2 separate regions of the Homo sapiens genome follow, and region 1 is linked to region 2. Evidence: read pairs that join two places in POLR2A ChIA-PET (ENCODE). Cell type or tissue: MCF 10A. All regions are shown on one strand. Region 1 holds the start of NEXN (nexilin F-actin binding protein). Region 2 overlaps MIGA1 (mitoguardin 1).

Region 1 (5,000 bases), 55 kb after region 2:
ATATATAGGGAAGAGAAAGGTGGGATGAAAGGTGAGGTGCAAGGTGGGGAGAAAGGTGGGATGCAAGGAAGCCTTCTCCGAGGAAGCAGCATTTAAGAAGAGATCGGGAGGATATGTTGAAGTTAGGTGAAGGGGAAAGTGGGAGAAAGGATTTCATGCAGGGAACAACTTATACAAAGGCCCTGCAGCCAGACTGCCCATAGAAAGTTTCATGAACTGAAGAAGGCCAAGGTGATGGCATCAAAGAGAGCAAGGGCACAAGCAAGACTACCAAGACCACCTATCACTATCCGTAGTTCGGTACATTTAAATAATTTTAATTACCAATTTTGAACTTTTCTGTAATCGAGGAATGAATGGCTTACCCTCCTTAGAAAAGTTTCCATCCTGAGTAAATACTGTGGGGATGGGACTGGGGAACAGAGTTATATTTGAGTAGAAGGCCTTTTGTGTGTACGGGTGTGAGAGAGAGAGAAACAGAGAGAGAGAGGGAGTTTCACTCTTGTTGCTCACGCTGGAGTGCAATGGCGCCATCTCAGCTCACAGCAACCTCAGCCTCCCGGGTTCAAGCGAAGTGGGTTCTTCAACCTCAGCCTCCCAGGTAGCTGGGATCACAGGCGCACGTCACCACGCCCGGCTAATTTTTTGCATTTTTAGTAGAGATAGAGTTTCACCATGTTGGCCAGGCTGGTCGCAAACTCCTGACCTCAGGTGATCCACCCGCCTTGGCCTCCCAAAGTGCTGGGATTACAGGCAGGAGCCACCGCGCCCGGCCTTTTTTTTTTTTTTTGGAGACAGAGTCTCATTTTGTCACCCAGACTGGAGTGCAGTGGGATGATCTCTGCTCACTGCAACCTCCGCCTCCTGGCTTCAAGTGATTCTCCTGCCTCAGCCTCCTGAGTAACTCAGATTACAGGTGTGTGCCTCCACACTAGGCTAATTTTTTGTATTTTTAGTAAAGACGGCCTTTTGCCATGTTGGTCAGGCTGGTCTTGAATTCCTGACCTCAAGTGATCCACCCGCCTCGGCCTCCCAAAGTGCGGGGATCACAGGCATGAGCCACCGCGCCCAGCCCAGAAGGCCTTTTCAACATCCCTGAAATATAACCTGAGCACCGCTGTCTGCTTAGGGCCTGAAGGTGGAAGTGGTTACCTTTATTCTTTATCTGGATGTCATTTCGATTTTTTTTTCAAGTGCAGTGAAGAATTAAAGATCTCGTCCACCAAAAATACTCCGAGTGTGCATTTCGGGTTTTAATATGGTATTGTCTGATGGGTTTGACAGGCTGGCGGTCCAAGTTGAAAAAGGTCTGTGGGTGTCTAATAGTCAAAGATGCCTTTATGAAGCTTTAGAAAGACCAGATATGGTTTGCCTTCAATTAAGAAAAAGGTGGAATATAAAGATATTTGTACTTATATAAATATATTCCTTCTTTTCTTCTCCTCCTCCTCCTCTGCCTTCAACTTTCTTCTTCTTCTTCTTCTTCTTCTTCTTCTTCTTCTTCTTCTTCTTCTTCTTCTTCTTCTTCTTCTTCTTCTTCTTCTTCTTCTTCTTCTTCTTCTTTTTTAACTCTCCTTTTAGAGTTAAAGACTGGAGCTAAGAACAGGGGAGCAATAGACAGATGAAGTGTTCCCGGATTGCTGCCCCACGCTCTTTGTAATAAAGGAAAACTTGGCCAAAGGTCAATGCTTAGGGTAGTAGAAGATATGTAGTGGCTTGGCTTCTTGACTGGAAACTAGGACGGGTAGAGTAGCTGAGAGAAGTGGGCCCCAGAGCAAACTGGTTGCGGGTAGGGGGAGCCAGCTTCAGCCCGGTAATGAAGCCCATTTCAGCCTCATTCCTTTCCCATGGCGGAGGCAGCCTTCCTTCCCCAGGCCTGGCTGGAGGTGGAGGCAGGCCCAAAGTTAGGGGGTCAGCTCGCGCACCTAGGGCCGGGAGACAGACAAATTCTGGCGGAAAGTTGGCAGCCACGGTCCCCCTCCCCTGCTTTTCTCCTCAACTCTCCACCCCCACTCCGGGTGATAACGGCGGAGGTGGGGGGTTGGGGGAACTGGCCTTGTGTTTTGGAACAGCTGCAGCCGGCGCTGGGCCCGCCTGGAATGCGGGAACAGGCTGCACACCAGGACTTTTATGGAAACTTGCTGCTGGAGACGGCGGCGGCGGCGGCGGCAGCGGCAGCCAGAGGACTCCCAGCGGCTGGAGCAGAAGTGTTAGCGGCCAGAGCTCCCAGACCCCTACCCACAGCCAGGCGGGACGCGCACAGTCCCTCCACGCGGAAAGAAGTACCTTCGCCGGTCACCGGCTCCTGCAGGGTGAGAAGAGTTGGGGGAACGTGGGCTGGGGGGAGTGGAGACGGAGGTGTCGGGTCCCCTGGTGGGGGCGGGGGCGGGAACGGCGGCTGCAGAGAGGCGCTCGGGGTCTGCGGCTTCTGGCCGTGCTCCGCTGCAGCTCCGGAGGGCGCCGGGCGCCATACAGCTGTGGTCCGCGCTGGCCCCGGCCCGGGCGAACCCTGCCTTGGAGCCGCATCCTGCGGGCTCGGCGGGGTGCCTACCAGGGGCTGCCCCAGGGTCTGAAAGTGTCGGCCGGCCTTGGGCTTCTGGTTGCAATGTCTTTGCCCTGCTCCCCTGCGCCTTGTCGGCTGAGTTTCGGGTGCGTTCCCTACTGTAGGGAGGGAGCCCTCTGTGAGCGGAGTGGGTGCCGATCCCTCGGCTGAACCCTTGGGGTCCTTAGGGAAGTTCAGTGCCGTCCCCCACCACTTGCCCCAGCCGCGGTCTCCGTCTCTGCCAGCAGTGCCAGTTAAGAAATCCTTTCTGATCGGTCTCTGTGGAAGATGGGGAGAAATATGATTTAACAGCCTATTACTCCCCCCCCACACCCCCGCATATCCCCCCACTCCTGTCTCCAACCCTTTTTTTTTTTTTTTTCGTGATTCTGCCCGAGGTGGGATGCTGGGGGTTGAGCAACTAGGGCTGGAAGTTTACGAAGTTTACGTAGTTTAAGTGAGTGAAGAATGTAGTCACCTCTTGAGAACTCCCTTTGCCTATATGCTTTTGAAAACGCCAAACCATTCCAGCTGTTTGTAAATTGTGAAACGTTCTACAAATGCATTAGCATTGGCATTTATAAAGAAAATGACGAAGTTGAGAGGTTATAGTTGGTTACTGCAGTGACTTAGAGATGCTCATTTTATAGTTATTAAAGCACAACGTGAACCAAGTTGGCAGAGAGATAACAAGGTAAAAATAGCATAAGGATATGTCCTAACAAAATGTCCTTGGTGAAGACACAGGTAGAGAAAAGAAGCCATAATAAAGAAATTAGTTCCCTGACCAAAACAACGGGAATATCATTCATCGTTAAATTTTGTTAATGAATTCATGTAGCAGCGGCCCATTGGCCTTCGAGTCACAACATAACTATGTCTTAGGTAATGTGATTAAATAAACTTAAGTATTTATACTTAAGTTCATATCTTAGTCACACGTTATTTATATCTTAGTCACACGTTATTGAGTGGACCACATAATTTCCCCCGCTAAACATTATCCTTTACAGGTTAAACTGCTGCAGTTAGAAAACTTTGTCTCAAATTCTTTTGAGTTTGGGGTATTGTTAAGAAAAAATGCATAATTAATCAAATGAGAGAAAGGTTTTTTGGGGGGAGGTATAATTTGTATAAGTAAACTTTGATTAACCAATGTAGCTGTTTAAGTTTCTTCTTCCTTACAATTAACACCGTATTTTTGCAGATATTTTATATTTTGACTAATGCTTCTGAGGAACAATTTAAAGAAAAATGCATGCAATTATGTAGTTTATCTGCAATTCCCTTAAAGAATTCTAAGCTAAAACCACAACAAAATTATTTTAAATCCAGTTTTCCTCATCATAGTTACAATGTAATCCAGTTTTAATAAAAGATTCATATTTTAAAATCCATTTTCAATTGAAATGTAATGAATAGCAATTGTTCCTGCTCACCTTAAAATGGAATTTGTGCTATTTTTGAAAATTTGACATGTAAGGCTGATCATTGTCAAAATGTATGTCATCTTGAGATGACTATATTTAGCATCAACAAAGGAATGCATTATCTAGGTTTTTGAACAGTCTTTTTCCCCTGAAATTTCACTTGAAGTATTTAGGTTAGGGTTTCATTTTTGAGCAGAATAAAAACTAAATATGCATATTTGGAAGACATTAATTGGGGATTCAGATTGCTTAGAATCTGAGCGGCCTATAATGACATACTTCATTTATTAAAAAAAATACCTGTTATCTTTGAAATACCCTAAAAGACAAAAAAAAGGGGGATTATTTAAATATGAGAGTTGTGCACACCTAAAAGAAAGAAAATAATGCAGTGAATGTGGAAAAGTATGTAACAGACAGGTAAAAGTCTAAACGTTTTTATAGAAGAGAGGACTGTTATTTTATAGTTATGTAGGCCACACACACACAGAACATCTTGGTAGTTTATAATTTGGAGAGAAAATGATTTATAACATTCTTAACAATTTCACATATTTCTGTTCTTATTTAATCAATCTGCGGTCCATATCACCTGTGTAGTTTCTTTCATGTTCTCTTTCTGGGTTTATAATTGCATAGTTACATATTATATACATTTGAAATGGCTACATTTTCCTTTATTATTTAAATATTCAGTGTATAGTTTGGCTTAATTTATAGTAGTTTACTTTCTATACTCCAGGGTGGGTGGATTTGTACCCAGAAATCCACCTTAAATTTTAGTTTAATTTGTATTATAATGTTAATACACCATGTTATATTTATGGTTAAAAATTATGGAGAATGGAAAAAGGGGCTCTTGTAATCTGACACTCTTACTGTTAGGATTTTGATGTATTTCCTTTAAGTCTTTTTCCCATGCATAGAACTCTTTCTTTTTGCATTGACATATCTCAATAAAACAACATGTGAAAGCATCCCATGCAGTGTCTGCCATCCAGTAAGTGCTCAACAGGTGATTCTTTTTC
Region 2 (5,000 bases):
ATTCTTCAATACCGAGCAATTAGACTCAGAGCCTAACCTCCATCCACAAAGTCGAAGATCCTTCTTTAACTTTTCCTCTCCACTTCCATTTCTTCCCATACCTCACAATTGATGTGCCCTCAGCCTGTTTAAGAGCCTAAGATAAGAACTTGAAAGTAAACAGATCTTGTTTGGGACATATGGGTTAATTCTTTAGTTATCTGCAGCTGTTTTTTGCTGCAGTATCTGAATATCTATGAAATTTATTTGGGAACTCAAGTTTCACGTAAGAAGATATGTACAGTGTATTTCTGCATGATAGTGTTACTTTCCTTAATAAACAAGTAATTTTGTAAGCTTTGAAAAGTGGCTATAAATGGGTAGCAAATGCAAAAATGTTTGTTTTATTATTTTGAGTCCAGAAACATGTCTATGCTATGTAGGTAATTTTTATACATTTCAAATATCACACAATAAAAATATATATTTATATATTTTATAATAAACAGAAATTTTATTATCTGAATTATTTTGGTAAAAATTAGGCTTCAGTTGGCCACAACAACTGAGAGATACTCTACCAATCTCTCATGAGGAAATTCTCATCTTCCACCAAAATGTGGGATCCTACCAATCTCTAAAACCAGGAATAACTTATACTTTAGGAGACTTCTGTTACTGTCATATCATGACGAATGTTTGTGATTACATGCTTTGGAAGTTTATTTTTGTAACAGTAGATTCAGGAATTAACATTATTCTTTACGCACTTTGGTTAGACTATTTGGGCAGGAATAAATTGCTGGATTTAATGCCAGTTTAGAAATAAACTGGGTGTGAGGTGGGAGGATCGCTTAAGCCCAGGAAGTTTAGGCTGCAAGACCTTGTCTCAAAACAAAACAACACCAAAAAAGTAAACCCGATTAACAACAGATGTATCTTGTCCACAGTTTCTTGGGGACATTATATAGTTGGTATGGTTTAAATGAATAAAGTTCCAACTTATTAATCTCTAATTTCATTTCCTTCTAAAATTAATTGGGCTTCATATTTTGTGTAGTTACACTTCCTGTGAAGAGTAGTATATATGTACAGTAGTAGTATTAGCAGGCAACACTGAAGCCTGTGTGATAAATGTTATTTTTGTGGCTGAAACAGAGGACTTTGAGATTCTTTTATATTGATGTGTAGGAACAGATTTAGATCTTAAACCAGGAATTTTTGTGGCTTTATTGAAAGCATTGCTTCACATATTTCAGATAAGTGTTTAGGCATCTTCCTAATCTATGTTTTTACAGAATGAGCTCACAGAATCTTGGGTCTGTAATATTTATTTAGCAAACATTTAATTTCCTAGTATATGTCAAACATGGTATAAGACACTGGAGAAATAAAGATGAAGATTTCATCTCTGCCTTTAGGCAATGCAGAGTCTAGTTTTGGAAACAGGCATTAAAAAATACACAGACAGTGGAGTAAGTACATAATAACATGTTTATAAAGTGCTATGGGAACACTAAGGAAAAGCATGTGATTATTCATGGAGCGGGGCTCATGGGAACGTTTCACAGGAGGAGTGACACTTAAAGAAAGATGGTCTGCTAGGGAGACAGTTGAGAAAAGAGCATTCCTAGCAGAGGGAAGAACATGGATCAAGGTGCAGAGTGGAGCCTGTTTAGGGAACTACAAGTTCTTTGATATGTTTTGGAAACACAATATAGGTGGGGAGTGGTAGGAGATGAACCTAGAAAGCTGGGCAGGACATAAATTATGAAGGTCCTTGCTTTGTACCTTTAGACAAAAGGGAGCCGTTGAGGATTATAAGAAGTCATAATCAAATTTATGAGTTTGAAGAAGTCTGGAAGTGTGGCTGGCACAGTTTAAATATTTTATCCATTTTTGTTGCTGCTCCTTTATAAGATTTTATTGAGTCAGTGAGACATCCTTTAAGGGAAAATTAGAGATTTTGCCAGCTTAGTACTGACTGCACAAATTCTCTGGCAGAGCATAGGAAAAGCTGTCAAGTAGAACCTCTTGACCACTAGAGAGATGTTATTCTTCTTTTTTGGTAAGCAGCCAGATAGAACATTTAGAAATACTGAATGAACTTGGCAACAAGAGGAAATACCTCAGCCTAACATCTTACATCAAATGTCAGCCCCAAGTTGAAGCTCTGAGACCTTGTCCTCTCCCATTCCTGCAGAATCATTGTGGTTGGAGGATAAACTCCCTGAGGGTTTATTTTTAGGGAATGATATGAATTGCCAGCTTAAGTTGTATACTCAGACATCTAAATATACAGAGTACACATTGTACAACATATGAGAAATTTGGCTTAGTAATTTCCTCCCATGTGTAAGGCTCATAATCTTATTTTTAAAGGGTTTAGTAATAACACAAAATGAAATCTAACTGGTATTATACAAGTTAAAGTAGGTTCAGAGAAGAAAGCAATATAATGAAAATTGTTGGGGTCCCAGAAACATGAGAAATTTCTGGTGCTTGCCTTTGCCTGTTTTGTGTTGAAGTTATGTCTTAACAGCTTGGATTTCTATGTCCAGGACCATCACTGCCCATATAAGGCCTTTATGTGATTTAGACAAAGGGCCATCCATGTAAGCCCCTTGGGAGGGGACCTTTGTGCCAAGAAGAAGGTCCACTTTCCTTCAGGAAGATGCAGGTCTAGTATTTGGGCTGGATTTCTGCCCCGACTTATTCCTGTGGCAGGGGACCTTTGTGTAACATACAGAATGACCAGTTGTACCTCGTGGCCCTGCTCAAGTCTCTGTAACTGCAGACCTAATCTTAATGACTTCTTGCTCCAGTTTGGGTTAATCTAGTCACTTCTTTCTTCTTTAAACAAAAGGGGGGAGGGTGTAGAAAATGCTGTTACTCTTCTAAAGTGTTTGAATGGTTCCCATTCCCTTTCCTTGTGTTACTCACTTTGCATTGGCAGCTGTACTTCCCAGTTAGGAATCACAGTTGTTGTGTTGGTCAATCATAGTATATAAAAATTTTGATAAATAGGGAATGCCAGAGACAACTATTGTGGAAATCTTCTTTTGGGTAATATCAGGCTGTTTTGTACATACATTATTTCACATGGGTGAAACTTTATACGTCATCACAAATCAAGAACTTTGACAAGTTCTCCTTTTTTCTTTTTTTTTATTATTCCCACCACCTCATCATATATAACTTTTTTTTTCTTTTTTAGAGGAACAGGGTCTCACTCTGTTGTCCAGGCTGGAGCGCAGTGGCGTGATCCTAACTCACTGCAGCCTCAAACTCCTAGGCTCAAGTGATCCTCCTGCCTCAGTCTCCTGAATAGCTGGACTACATTGTGCACACAACCATGCCTGGCTAATGTTTTTATTTTATATAGAGATGGGATTTCGGTATGTTGCTTGGGCTGGTCTTGAACTCTTGGGGTCAAGTGGTCCTCCCGCCTCAGCCTCCCAAAGCACCAGAATTGCAGGCATGAGCCACTGCACCTGCCCCAAGTTCTCTTTTCTTTTGTTTCAGTGGATTTTATTGTTTCTCTTTTCAATATTGAGGCACATTGAGGTTAAAAATCAAGAAAATATTATAACTGTCTTAGTTTTTCACTTTCTGAAATTTTGTTGTTTCTGATTTTTATATTCAACTTTGTTCTTTCTCTCAAATTATACTGTAGTATTTTAAAACAAATCAGAAAGTAAAAATTATCCACAGTATGTATGGGCAGATAGTCATACAGAATAAACAAAGAGCAGCAGTGGTTTCCTAGACTTGATTATTTAAACAAATTATAACAGACTCTGTTTGGAAAATAGCTCATCTTGTCGACAGCAGAAGCTTTTCCATTGTTAATAAAAGCATAGAAAGGACAAGGTTCCAAGTCATATTTTAACTGCTGAATATCACCTGGAGAAAAGCTGTTGACATAGAAGTCAGATGACGTTGAGACAATTGGCAGGCTTCCTCTTGTTGCTCCTGTTATAAAATCTGCAGTGGACAGCCTGGATTTTAAAAGAAGAGTGGCATCTTTGGAATCTCTACTAGAATCTGCTGAGGTTAAAATAGACCCAGTGTTTTCTAAGTGACAGAAAATAGAATGTGCCTAGGGATGGCAAAAGTGAAATGTAGAAAACCCACTTGGATTGGTCTAAGGAAGTAGATCCAGGCCTGAAATTCCAAGTTCCAGGACTTCTAGTTTTCTTTAAAACTTTTAAAGCAAATCCTGCTTTGGAAAAAAACTCAAGTAATATGTGAATTATGAGATTGTGAAAGAAGGGTAAGGCTTGGATCCAGTCAGATTTTTGGCCTAGAATATGTGACAATTGAGTTAAGAGTAAACATTGTGGTGTTAATGTACTTCCAAAGAATATCATCGTTGATATCTGTGTACAGTGAATGCTTTAAAAGTTCTGGGTGATTGAGACAGTTTAAATTTTTTTTAATTATAGATTTACTTATTTTAAAATGTTACCAAAAATAAAAAAGAGCTACTTCACTGAGAGCCAGTGTGGTAATTTACAGAGTATTTTAAATTTAATGTACAATCAACCAGTTTGGGGAAAGCTTTTTAAAATGAACTTCTAATGTTCATTATCATTCATTAAGGAGTGTAAGCTGCATATTTCAGGTTTACAAGATAGTAGTATAAGTTTAGTTAATTTAGGGCTGGCTATTAGAAACATAAGAAATAAGCCAGGTGTGGTGGCTCACAGCTGTAATCCCAGCACTTTGGGAGGTCAAGCCGGGTGGATCACTTGAGGTCAGGAGATTGAGACCAGCCTGGTCAACATGGTGAAACCCCATCTCTACTGAAAATACAGAAATTAGCCAGGCGTGGTGGTGCACACCTCTAATTCCGGCTACTTGGGAGGCGGAGGCACAAGAATCGCTTCAACCTGGGAGGTGGAGGTTGCAGTGAACCAAGATCGCTCCACTGCACTCCAGCCTGGGCAACAGAGCGAGACTCTGTTTCAGAAAAAAGAAAAAAAAGAAAAAAAGAAAGAAACGTAAGAAATTTAACA

The links. ChIA-PET counts read pairs that join two places held together with the same protein. Peaks named below come from ENCODE experiments on the same cell type or tissue, not always from the same donor. Only the 100,000 strongest peaks of a DNase experiment are listed, where the experiment ranks them.
Region 1: POLR2A ChIA-PET joins it to region 2 with 15 read pairs; 10 of 35 experiments call an interaction of 5 or more read pairs at or near these places.

The regions. Positions count from the first base shown.
Region 1 is chr1:77,886,448-77,891,447 of GRCh38, forward strand. It overlaps NEXN (nexilin F-actin binding protein), which reads left to right and starts at 2,177. Exons shown (of 13, transcript NM_144573.4): 1 at 2,177-2,312. It overlaps NEXN-AS1 (NEXN antisense RNA 1), which reads right to left and starts at 3,092. Exons shown (of 3, transcript NR_103535.1): 1 at 3,021-3,092; 2 at 1,153-2,821. RefSeq lists an enhancer at 2,122-2,181 and a silencer at 2,422-2,561. In MCF 10A, no CTCF peak of the experiment used is centred here; no DNase peak of the experiment used is centred here.
Region 2 is chr1:77,830,997-77,835,996 of GRCh38, forward strand. The region is part of intron 7 of MIGA1 (mitoguardin 1); the gene reads left to right. Among named protein-coding and RNA genes, the nearest start is that of MIGA1, 54 kb to the left of the region's middle. In MCF 10A, no CTCF peak of the experiment used is centred here; DNase peaks (open chromatin) are centred at 2,135 and 3,935.